Linked DNA regions of Homo sapiens: all the other regions are linked to region 1. Evidence: chromatin contacts called from ENCODE Hi-C or POLR2A ChIA-PET data. All regions are on one chromosome and are shown on one strand. Each heading gives the region's core, a stretch centred on a gene start or an enhancer-like site at or near the end of the contact. The rest is flanking DNA. Distances are from core to core; before and after follow the strand shown.

Region 1 (4,172 bases), core at 466-2,965:
GCCATTCCTAACCTGTTAGCTGAGTCATGAAAAGTTACACCCAGCCTAAGACGTGCTAAATCATAATTTTTAAAAATTTTCTTTCTTTCCTCCCAAAATGAAATTTGGACTTCTTTTTCTCCAGGAAAAGCTCCTTAATGATGGAAAAGAAAATTATGAGACTTATCAATAGATTAAATAAGTTCTTAGGAAAAATGATTCTTGCCCCTCCCCTTGCATAAAACTCTTACAAGGAGATGCTTGAAAGCAAAACCAATCACAACAGTATCTTTCCCAATTACTATTATTGTTCTTCTGTAGCTTTATCATCTCTATTTTAATTAAGTGAAAGCACTTTACAGTTATAGCCTGATCAAAAGCAACCTTTTAAAAACATTACAACCTTCATTTTATGTCACCCTCTTTTGGCAGATTTTGCCAGTGTATGTGTTTGTCAGACAAGGTGGCTTTTAGCAGCATTTCCCTTCAGCCATTTCTACAGAGTTGGGTGCTGACATTCAATAGATATTTATTGACAGACTATTTGAGCGCTACTTTGTTAAGACCCCATAACTCCTTATTTCAAGTTGACTGAACTTGACCTTATGGAGCATTTAAGACAGGCACTGACCAAAAAATGTATCTTTTCTGTGTCTCTTTCTATATTGTTTCCAAACAGAGACTGGTTGAGTCAGATATGTTTCTATGAGGCCATTTCCATCTACTAAATGGGGGGAATAGAACATTAAGTATGCAGTAAAATGCCTCTGTTTTTTAACATACAGTGTAGACGATTGAAAATAATGACTTACTTAATACGCTAATAGAGTCTCCGTGAATCATACTGTATACATAACGGTGATGAAAATGTTCAGGTTTGAAATTTCTCCCTTGCCAGAGAGGAAACCATGGGGGTGAGTCATGGTTTTAGTGATGACTGGCCTGGGGAAGTGAAATTGGAAAGCCACAGGTTAAAAAAGGAGTGAGGAGTGATTCCTTAACAGGAGTGCCATAGTCATAAACTCCAAGAAGGCAAGAGACAGTTCCTTATGCTGCTCACACCTAGGCAGGAACCTGCAGAAGAAGAGCTCCTGGCGGTTCACCTGCAGGAGAGAAATCCTGAAAGCCCAGGAAACCAAACAACATTTAAAGTCACCTATGGATTGGGAAAAGAAACAGGACTTCTTGCTGGGGGAAGAGCGATAAATGACTGCCTGTAAAGGGGAACACAACTGAATGCAGTCACTCAAGTGAACGAAATTCATTTAAGAGCAATTGGATTAGAGATGGAGATTTACATGGATGACTTTAAAGAAGAGAAGTGTGCAAGAGACAGGAAAGATGCACATCAGTCATTTGCTACAAAACTGTAAACAGCATTGTTAAGTGGGAAAATGGGCCACTAAATTGTAATTAAACTATGACGATAATGTTGTAAAATGTGTGCTATGGGCAAAGACTGATTGGGATTACATAGAAATTAACCTAGTTACTGTGCTCTTGGTAAAGTATTGATGTTATTTGTTTTCCATTGTTAAATTTTGTGGTGTGAACATGAGGGTGGGGGTGGGGAGAGACTATATATAGAGAGTTTAGTGTTAAGACCATGGCACGAGGAACCAGGAAGCCGTCTTTAAGTTTCACACGGCCACGCCAGCTGCGATTGTAACCTCTCTTGAGTCTCAGTGTCCATATATAGAAAGTGAGAATAAGAACACCTGCCCTGCACTAATGGGGTAGTGAAAGCACTTTGTAAATTTGAAAGTATTGTAGGAGATTTTTTTAAGGAATGAAGGTCTGGGTGCTATCTAGATGAGAGACTTAGGAAGTCCAGACCTCAAAAAGTTACACTGACTCTCTTTTCTTAGCAGTCACTGCGGAAGCTGGAGAACATGTGTTATCTCATTTAATTTTACAGTAAAACAAATTACAAACACTTATTGGGCATCTACTAATTGTTTCACTAACCAGGTTTTCCAATACCATTTATAGAACAATCTTCTTGTCCTCCATTGATCTGAAATGCTCCTTTTATCACACACCTGAGTTTATATTTGAACTGCTGTTTTACTGCTCACCGTTCTGTTTTAATTGTTGTAGATTGGTGACTTTTTTAATCTGGTAGGGTAACTTTTTATAGCTGTTGTTTTTTAAAAATAGGATCCAGGGCAGAGAGGGAGCTATTAAGGAAGATAACCAAGCTTGGACTCAAGGGAGTAACTAACCAGCCCAAAGGCACGTTGCAGTGTAGCAGATTCTTAGAAGACATTCTGGAATCAGAGGAAGCTTACTTCAAATCCTGGTGTATGATTTATCATCCACATGACCCAACGTATATCACTTAATTTCTTTAATCTCTTTCCTCATCTGCAAATTGAAGACAATATCAGCTACCTTGAAGTGTCCTGATGTGGATTAAAGTACAAAATGGATGTCAGTTTCTCTAGGACCATGCCTGGCACCCAGCTGTCACATCCTTCCCTTCCTTTGAAAGCGTTCCTACTGGTAGGGACATGGCTTCCCTTTCTTAGGTTTTCTTACATCTGCAAAAAAGGAAGAAGAACAAAGAATGCTCACAGCATTCTGCAGGCTTGTTTCACTGAACGGAGATAGATACATGGTAACTGTCTAGGGGATTTCAGCTGTGCATGTGTATTCTCTCCTCCCTGAACATGGCAGAGCAGAAGATACTGCATGCCATAGAATTCATGAAGGGCTCTGTCATTATCCAGCCATGAACATGGGATGTCAAACCAGGTAGGAGTGCTTGGCGGTACATTCCCCTTGAGGGGAAGTGAAAGGGGAAATTGCCCTGGGCCGTGAGAACTGGCTAGGGAACAGGTGCAGAGTGATGGGGCCTCTCTTCTCTGCCAAGTTTGGACTTTAAGTGATTTTGGGGGCAGAACTCACATTGATGACCTCCCTTTTTGTAGTTTCTTAGAGATTATTGAGTAATATTTAAAAATATTTGATGATTAGAGTGAAGACACGTCACATTGGGCCCCAGAGCAATCTTCCACCTCCAGGAGTGGCCAGGATGACTTTGGAGGGACACCTCTGTCATCTTTTCTCCCTAAGTGATGGATGGATAGAGTCTGATCATAATTAATTTTAATAGAGACCTGATGTGCTGTGAGAGAATCTTGGCCATTCAAATGAAATAGAACTGATAGCCAGCCACGAAAAAAATAATCTCAGTTCTATCTCACCATTGGCTTTAGAACATATTAAGTCTAGTTAAGAAGTATTTATGGAGGGCTTCTGTGCCTGGTGCTATAGAAAGGGATACAAAAAAAGGACCTTGTCTGACATTCTCTGTCTGAATTGGACAGACAAGAAATATAATAAAATAATAATGTACTATCTGTGAGGCCCTGACATATGGTATACACTGAGTTATATGCTCAGTGTGCATTAGCTCTAATTCATTAATTCTTTCCACAAATGTTTCTGGAGTGCCTAGTATGTGCCAGGGATTCTAGTTGCTGGGAGAACCATAGGGCAGAAGGCAGAGCAAGTCCCTGCCTTTGGGAAACATTCTAGTACTTATAAGCAAATGAGTATGCACGATCATTTCAGGGAATGATCAATGCTATAAAGAGCCAGGGGCAGTGGCTCATGCCTGTAATCCCCGCACTTTGGGAGACCGAGGTGGGCGGATCACGAGGTCGGGAAATTGAGACCATCCTGGCCAACGTGGTGAAACCTGGTCTCCACTAAAAAAAAAAATAAAAATAAAAAATAAAAAAAAAATTAGCCAAGCGTGGTGGCGTGTGCCTGTAATCCCAGCTACTCGGGAGGTTGAGGCACGAGAATAGCTTGAACCTGGGAGGTGGTTCAAGTGAGCCGAGATCGCACCACTGCACTCCAGCCTGGTGACAGAGCGAGACTCCGTCTCAAAAGAAAAAAAAAAAAAAAAAAGAAAAAGAAAAAGACAAAAGAAAAGAAAAAGAAAAAGAAGTAGGGTACAGGGATAGAGGGGCATTGGGGCCCAGCTAGGGGATATTTTAGACAGGCCTCTCTGACGGGGTGGGCTGGAAGAATGAAGTGAACCCCAGAGGCCGAGGGTCCAGGCAGAGAGAACAGCAAGTATAGAGGCGCTGTGGGGATTCCTGAGACCAGGGCGGCTGGAATGGGGTGAGGCAGGAGGAGGGGCAGGAGAAGAAACAGGACAGACAGTAAGTGACTCTGCT
Region 2 (4,172 bases), core at 843-3,342, 870 kb before region 1:
TGGAGAGCCCTGACCGCGCTCTGACTTGCAGAGGAGTCCCCAGAGCTCCTCAACAGCTGGCAAGAGGGTGTAAGTGGTGGGAAAGATGAAAGGGGAGTGGGGCCGAAAGAAAGGGGGATGGCGAGTGCAGACAATCCTTGCCTTTCTCGGAACAGGAAGCTGGTTTTGAGTTGTAGGGGGTAATTTCGTTAGAAAACACAAAGGATTTGGGCTTTTCCCAGACTTGGTCATCAAAGGGCATGTGGGATGATCTCTTGAGGAGAGAACTTTGTCAAGAAGAAGGCATTTGTAGGATAAGAACTTTAAATAGGCCCTCTAGCCCCAAGAGAACCTGACTACTTAGGGCCTTAACAAGGAATTGACGGGGGAAAAAGCCCAATGGAAGTATTAGTAGAAAACCTTTTTCTGTCTACTTAATAGAGAACAGAAACAGGTGGCCTCGAAGAATGAGTTTCATGTGCTATGCAGTGCTAGGTTCTTTATGCATTCATTCAAATATTTATTAGGCACCTACTGTATGCCCAACAGTCCTCTAGGTGCTGTAGATACAGTGGTAAACAAGGTAAGTCCTCTGTCCATGAAGGGGAACATCACACACCGGGGACTGTTGTGGGGTGGGGGGCGGGGGGAGGGATAGCATTAGGAGATATACCTAATGCTAAATGATGAGTTAATGGGTGCGGCACACCAACATGGCACATGTATACATATGTAACAAACCTGCACGTTGTGCACATGTACCCTAAAACTTAAAGTATAATAATAATAAAATAAAAAAAAAGGTTAGTCCTCTTTCTTATTGTGGCTTGTACTCTAGGGAGGCCAGATAAACCCAGAATCTGTATTTTTTAATAATTTAAGTGTGCAGACAAATCATACTCATGGCAGATCTTAAACTTGGCTGATGATCGGGATCATCTAGGGCAGTGGTTCTCAACCAGGGCGATTTGCCTCCCGGGGGAAATCTGAAACCATCTAGAGATGTTTGTAGTTGTCATGAGTGGGAGGGAGTGTCACAAGTGGGACCTAGTGGGTGGTGGCCAGGGGTGTTGCTAAATGTCCTACAATGTGCAGGACAGCCCCTCCCAACAAAGAACGTTCCAGCCCCAGATATCAAGAGTGCTGAGGCTGAGAGGCCCTGCCCTAGGGTCTTGCTACTCAAAGTGTGGGCCATGGACTGGCAGTATTGGCATCACCAGGAAGCTTATTAGAAATGAATCATCTCAGCGTCTCCTCCCAGCCCCGACCCTGCTGAGCCAGAATCTGCATTTTCAAAGATTCCCCACACACCCTCCCACCCTGAATTTGGATTTGGATGCACGTGAAAATCTGAGGAGCCTTGCCGTAGGTGCACACACTTATTAGCAGGCAGGACAAAATTAACAGCAAGTCAGCCAACTAGTTAGCTAAGCTTGGTGAAGTCCCCGCCCCAAGCACCATTCACGAAAGGTTTACTTACCTAGCAGGCTCAAAAAAAAAAAAAAAAAAAAATACAGATTCCTCATTCCTGAAGATTCTTATCTGCAGGAGGGGCTAAGAATATGCATTTTTATAACAGCTCCCTGTGTACAGCTGAGAGAGACAGGTTTGTACACCATACAAGTAACAGCTGAACCCCAAGGCTGCATTTCAGTACCATTAGCTGGGGAATCTAAGCAGCTGGCTAAAAACACAGACAAAAGAGAAAGATGCAAGCCACTTACGAAGATGCTCCCGTCACCCAAAGAGCTGATATTATCTAGTTAATTATGGAAGGTCTGCCCAGTAAAACAGCCAGGCCAGGTGTTTAAACTGTTTGTTTTTGTTGTTATTTATAGCATCGTGAGTTTCCGTTCAAAGAAACTTTTACAAAGAACCTCAGTATACAAAACAGATGAGAGTGAAGCAGCTCTGGTTTATGGGGACACCCAACATGTCTGTCCCTTGCCTGGGCTCCAGGAGGCACAGTTTGAAAAACATCATGACAGACAATAGCTGTGGTCTAGAGTGCATGCTGATTTTAGGTGAGAAAGACCCTAATAAAGTACGTTTCATTCAAGGAATGCTCTCGTGCACATAGGCATGCTCTCATGAAGTTGAAGTGGCTATTTGCTTGAACTTTAACGTGAATGCGGAGTGGCAAACATCAATGTTCAAAAATGATTCCATGAATAGAAACACAAATATTCCTACAAATTGTTTTGAAAATATAAGTTCCAGAAAATGGAAACATAGAATGGCCCCAGTAAAGAGTATGATTCTTTGATCTGGTGGAGAAAACAGACTTCAGCTTCTCCATTTTTAAACCATGACAATCTCAGTTCCTGCAGTTCAGGGACATTGTAATTCATGCAAAGACCTTGAACTGTCAGATGCTATGATGTTCACAGCTATCAAAAGCTCTTTTTTCAGGGGCTGCCCAGACTCAGAAGGGCAATATAGATGTATGTGTGTGTGTATATATATATATATGTGTGTGTGTGTGTATATATATGTGTGTGTGTGTGTATATATATATGTGTGTGTGTGTGTGTATGTATATACATATATATATCACTAATTAGTACAATTAAAAACAATAAAAAGAAAGTGTTTAGTAGCTGCGACCTTTTTAGTTTAACTGAGTTAATCCAATACATGCTCATAACAAAATGAAAATTAATGACTACCTTATATTTTCCATACTATTTTTTTCCACATGGATGCCAAAGCCTTGCCCTTGAAAGGAAAAGAAAGTGGCTTTGTCCTTGCAAAGTTTTAATTTCCCTCAAATTGTGTCAAAGTTCTCTGAGTATATACACAAAACCGCTGTGCTGCGTAAGTGAAGATCAGTTCTTCCACTGAAAGCCAAAGCTAGAAATATTTGTGTGTTTCCACTTTGTGGTACATAATTTCTGCATTGTCAGAAATGGGTAAATATTGTACAGTGATAGAGATCAATTTGGGTTGTCAGTGTTTGCATTATTGTAAGACAAGTAGACAAGAACAAAGGTAAAAAGTGGACACTGGATACCACGCTATGGCAGGGCCAGGCTTCACCATTATCACCAGGAAAATCAGACAGGCTTTTATTGAAGTTTGAGTGGCATTAATATTGAGAGCATTAGCAAAAGACCTGAATGCAAGGGCTGGTTTATCACTCATTCTACACCGGACTGGTGCAAGATTTTATCTTTAGCATTGAAGAAAAGAGAATTAGGATTACCAGTACAGAAGCAGGGGATGCTATTTATAAGTACACTATACTTTAAAGAATAAAAATGCCCATCTATTATGGTCCTAAGCTCTTTTCTTTTTTGCCTCTAATCAACACAGATTGGATAAAATGAATAAAAATCTTCATTAAGGTTAACAAATATAAACCAATATATATACAAGCTTTAAAAGTATTTTTATATATTTAATGACACAAACAGTTGGAAACTACAAAGAAGACAATGTCTCCTTTGAAACAGAAAAATATAACCACAAAACTCTAGAAATAAAGCTAACAAAAAAATGGTAGGTAGCTTCCGTGTGAAGAAAAAAACAATACAACAATATAGAGACTTGAAGGGGGTTTTGAAAACCACAGAGAGACACTCTGCTTCCTGCGGTGGAAGATTCAGTATTTTAAATATGTCACTTCTTCCCAACTTACTTTATACATCTATTACAATGCTAATAGAAATCTCAATATGATTTAGAAAAATTTTGACAAATTTGACAAAATGATTCTAAACTTCATCTGGAAGAATAAACGTGAGAATATTTGCAAAAGTAAAATAATAAGGGGAAATCATTGGCCCGGGAATAAATAAAATACTGAAACAAAATAGAAGATCCCCAATAGACAAATTTTCTAAGACTTAGTATCTGATAAATACAGCCTTTCAAATCAGTGGGGAAAGCATGGATTATTATTAATTATTATTTTATTTATTACAAATAAACAAAATTAGGATAGACAGCTAATCATTTGAGGGAAGAACCTGAAGTTAAAACCACACCTTCAAAGACATACCAGAGACTAAAATGTAAAAAATTATAATATGTAAGAACTAGAAAAATATACATAAACTTATCTGATTAGGAGGAGTGGAGTAGGGAAAGGTTTTTGGACATACGGGTTTTTAAATTTTTATATGGTTAGACTATCAATCTTTTTCTATATAGGTTGGCTTGTCACATAAGTTTGGCAACATAAAGAAAAG
Region 3 (4,172 bases), core at 935-3,434, 530 kb before region 1:
GTGTGGGCATGCGTGCGTGTGTGTGCATGACCCCGGTCTCATGTGTGTGTGTGCATGACCGCAGTCTCCACGCGTGTGTGTGTGTGCATGATCCGGCTTCCACATGTGTGTGTGCATGACCCCGGTCTCCACGTGTGTGTGTGCATGATCCAGTCTCCATGTGTGGGTGTGCACGACCCCAGTCTCCACGTGTGTGTGCATGATCCGGTTTCCACGTGTGTGTGTGCATGACCCCGGTTTCCACGTGTGTATGTGCATGACCCTGGTCTCCACGTGTGTGTGTGCATGATCCAGTCTCCATGTGTGGATGTGCATGACCCCAGTCTCCACATGTGTGTGCATGATCTGGTTTCCACGTGTGTGTTTGTATGACCCTGGTCTACACGTGTGGATGTGCAATGTGTGCATGACCCCAGTCTCCACGTGTGGGTGTGCATATGTGTGTGCGTGCACATGACCCTGGTCTCCACGTATGTGTGTGCATGATCCGGTTTCCGTGTGTGTGTGCATGACCCCGGTCTCCACGTGTGTGTGTGCACGATCCAGTCTCCATGTGTGGGTGTGCACGACCCCAGTCTCCACGTGTGTGTGTGCATGCACGTGTGGGTGTGCATGCACGTGTGTGCATGAATGGCTCACATTGTTCTGAAATCTCCTTTTCATATTTAGAGATAAATTCTTTCATGTCACAGAATTATTTCCTCAACCAATAAATGGGGGTGGTTGGGCCATGCCTTGCATTTCTGCAGCAGTTCGGCCTTGCCCAGCCTTAGAGGTTCCTGGTGTGGACACCCTGACCCTCCTCTGGGAGGGACCAGCTCCCACTCACACCTGCAAGCCTGATTAGCAAACCTGACTTGGTTATTCAAGTGTGAAACTCAAACTCAGGCAGGCATTGGAATTCAAGTTTCCTGGAGCTATGCTAAGGGCTGGGAGACCTGAACCGGGCTGCAGATGAGGGAGGATTATACCAGACATATCTGGCAGAACACAGCCGGCTTGAGCTCTTGAAAAGACTTTTGGAGTCAGGAGGTGGTTTGGCCCAGCGATTCATTTTGTAGATAAAGACACTGAGGTCTGAAACACAGAACTGGGGCTGGGGGTGGGGGTGGGAGGGGAGGGAAAAAGTGACAAAGGAGAAATTTCTAATGATTATAATTCAAACAATAAACTTTCATAAAAGATTAGTAGTCTGGTAAAAAAAATATTGACAAAGGATACAAATAGAAAATTTCCAGAAAACAAAATATAGATGGGTTAGGAACATACAAAAAAAAAATTCAATCTTGCTGACAAGGAAATGAAAACAGGACAAATTTCGCAAAGCGGGAAGATAACCCAGTGCTGGCTGGGTTCAAGGAGCTGGATCTAGATCCTTTCTTAGACTTCTGCTGGGATTTTCCATGACGTTCCCAAGAGTGTAACTTGGCCACATGTCCAGATAGCTTTAAAAATAGTCATACCATTTGAAACACTGTTTTTCACTCCCTGGAATTTATCTTAATGAATTAATTAGAGATTGTGACAAAGATTTATCTTCTGGGATGTTTGTGGCGGCATTTTTTTATGAGGGTGAAAATGTGGAAGAGACATGAATGTCCAACAACTGGGGATGGGTGAAATAAATGGGGCCCTAGGCAGCCACAAAGGCTCAAATTTTAGAAAAATTAATGACATGAAGAGGCTTAGGATATAATAAAATTTAAAGTTTGCTTACAAAATTGAACACCTTATTAAAGTGGATATTTCTGGATGCCAGAATTACAGGTAACTGATATTTTTAACTTTGTTTCTCTATGCTCTTGTACTGTTCTAAGTTTCTACAATGGACATATTTTTAGCTTCTAATTTTAAGAAAAGGACAAAGAAGGGAGGGTGAATAGGAGGACACAAGGAGTGAGGGAAAGAACTATTTGTGTGACTGTTTGCTACATACCGTCTCCCTGTTAGCTTGTTAGCTGCAGGCTCTGGGGCTTGGATGAGGCAGTCTTGGCTCCCTGTGCCCCTCGACGTGTCCAGCACCCACACCCTGGGCCCTGGCCTGGGCTAGCAGGTGGAGGCCAGCAGCGGATGCGGTAGGTCAGCGGTGGGCAGGTCCTGCGGGAAAACGCAATGGTGTCCCAGGCCAAGGGCAGCCTGCGGGCCCCTAGCTGGGACCTGGTTGCGGCACTCAGTCGACAGACTCATTGGGTGTGGGGGCACTGGATGGTCTCTGGCACCCACTTCCCCTGGGAAACTCAGGGACGAGGCCAGTGGGCCTGGCTGGCGAGTGTGGCAAGACGGCACTAACGCCCCTTTTCCCTATGCCTAAATCGTGTCCAACTCAAGCGGGAGTGGACATGGCTGGCCTGTTAAAAGTATGCTCCGCAAAGGAAATCCCACGTGATTCGTTCCGCTGGGACAAAACCCAGACATTTGGCCACACTGAGTGAACACCTGCTCCGTGCCAGGCACCCTTCCAGACTCCGAAGACCCAGCAGCGAGTAAAGCAGACCCAATGCCTGCCCTCGTGGAGCCCTGAAGGTTAATGATCTCAGTGCAAGGATTGGGGATGTGGGGAGGAACGAGGCAGGAGCGTTGTCAGAGAGAGGGAGCACCAAGAGGCTGCTGGAGCCTCCTGGCTCGCTCTGCAGCCTGGCCGGGCCCCGGGAGGGAGCCGCTGCCTAATTGGCTCCTGCCTGTTTCTAGTGGTGTCCATTTGAAGCCATCTAACGGCTCAGTTCCTAAGAAAGTTCCAGCAGAGGCCCTTGATTGCCCTCTGGAAGGCTAATTAGTCCCAGAAACAGAGCGTCTGTGGGGCCTGCGGGACGGGGGAGCCCTCAGCCGGCACAAATGGCGGAACCGGCATGGGGCTGCCTTCTAATGGCTTTTTGAAGGTTGCTCTGCGTTTGATTGACAAATGCCATATGTCCCTAATGCGCTTCTCTGAGCTCTCTCTTGTTCACCTCTAAAACAGGTTCCTCTTTGCTTTGATTTCATATATACGATTTTACCAGTCCCTGTTCTTTAAAGGCAGGAAAGTCCTAACAGCTCATCCCCACACAAGGCCCCAACAGTCGCCAACTCCCGGCTCTAATGACTGCAGCCGAGTTCTCCAGCGCCTGCCGCTGCAGGGGACAACGGAGCGGGCCCGCCGGCCCCCCTCAGCCGCTCCCCACTCACCCCTCCCCACTCACCCCCTCCAAGGCTGCCGCTCCCCTGAGGGGGATGCTCTGAGCCACGGGGATGAAAGGCCTGGTGATTGCTGTCACGAAGGCCCCAGAAGCCCCAAAGGCGCAGGAGACGCAGGCGGCTAAAAGCACCCGATGGGATGCTGGCCTGGGCCTTAAATAGCCATGCTGTGTCAAGGGAATGTGCTGGGCGCCAAACCCAGGGGCCACCGGAGCCACCTGCACCGGGGTGCTGTCCCCAGGGACTGCAGCTCCCTGGAGGCCTCCCCGAAGCCCGTCAGCCACAGACTTCCTCATGTCCAGCCACCTCCTCGCTGCTGGAGCAGCTGCCCTTTCTTCTTTGTTCCGCTCGAAGCCGAAACAGAGCCCAGCTGTGGCCCTCAGCATCCCCTCGGCAACGTGACAGGTGTTATTAACTTGTGCCCTCTCCTTCCTCATCTTCGCCCCCTCCCCTCCCGCTGGCCTTCTCTTCTCCAGGCAATTCCGGAAATTTCTGATTGCTTTTATCAATCTTCTCTCCCAGAGACACATGGAAGCTGCATAGATCTTATTCCTTGCTTGGATCTGCTGGCTGGAAAGGCTTGACCGTGAGGACGGTCTTGCTCCTGAAGGGTAATTGGAGGTGCAGGAGAAATTAGAAGCCACTACAGCTTGTCACCGAGCATAAGCGACAAGCCCATTACCATGCTCGCTAATGACCGCCTGAATGTTCCCCTTCATTTTGTCAAAAATAACATCCTCATCCCCACGCAGCACTCCATCCAGCACCTGTCTGTCCCGCACCTCCTTCAGGCTGGTGTCTTCCTTTGCTGCCACCAACACAGCTTCTCTTGTTCCTCAGGGCCCCCCAACTTCTCTGTCATCCATCTGCTCCACCCCGTCCAGGAGCATCCCCGGACCACCGTTCGCTGCGCAGGACAGACGCCAGCCACCTTCTCTGTGTTCCCTTGGGAGGTAGCAGCGCTCTTGGGGCCCATAACGGGAGGAGCTGCCTAAAACATG

The links. Hi-C counts contacts between places; a loop is a spot of excess contacts on that map. ChIA-PET counts read pairs that join two places held with the same protein, here RNA polymerase II (POLR2A). Pooled maps may share reads with other maps.
Region 2: a pooled map shows a loop between it and region 1 (13-fold over the local background). The contact joins two enhancer-like sites. A Hi-C loop is called at or near these places in 1 of 168 maps with a recorded cell type or tissue (GM12878), 26 of 37 single-sample maps with no recorded cell type and 6 of 50 pooled maps.
Region 3: a loop to region 1 is called in a map with no recorded cell type, with 13 times the contacts of the local background. The contact joins two enhancer-like sites. A Hi-C loop is called at or near these places in 2 of 37 single-sample maps with no recorded cell type and 8 of 50 pooled maps. POLR2A ChIA-PET finds 5 or more read pairs at or near these places in 1 of 52 experiments (BJ).

Annotation. Positions count from the first base shown.
Region 1 is chr6:156,695,959-156,700,130 of GRCh38, reverse strand. No RefSeq gene overlaps it. Among named protein-coding and RNA genes, the nearest start is that of ARID1B, 79 kb to the left of the region's middle. RefSeq lists enhancers at 1,040-1,279, 3,020-3,069. Within about 2 kb of position 1,715, at least 6 of the 41 ENCODE cell types and tissues checked have a DNase peak (open chromatin) inside an H3K27ac peak, as active enhancers do; they include GM12878, where a contact is called at or near this core.
Region 2 is chr6:157,569,096-157,573,267 of GRCh38, reverse strand. All of the region lies in intron 2 of ZDHHC14 (zDHHC palmitoyltransferase 14), which reads right to left. Among named protein-coding and RNA genes, the nearest start is that of MIR3692, 42 kb to the right of the region's middle. RefSeq lists an enhancer at 1-436. Within about 2 kb of position 2,092, at least 3 of the 41 ENCODE cell types and tissues checked have a DNase peak (open chromatin) inside an H3K27ac peak, as active enhancers do; they include GM12878, where a contact is called at or near this core.
Region 3 is chr6:157,223,656-157,227,827 of GRCh38, reverse strand. No RefSeq gene overlaps it. Among named protein-coding and RNA genes, the nearest start is that of TMEM242, 98 kb to the left of the region's middle. RefSeq lists enhancers at 1-353, 354-854. Within about 2 kb of position 2,184, at least 12 of the 41 ENCODE cell types and tissues checked have a DNase peak (open chromatin) inside an H3K27ac peak, as active enhancers do.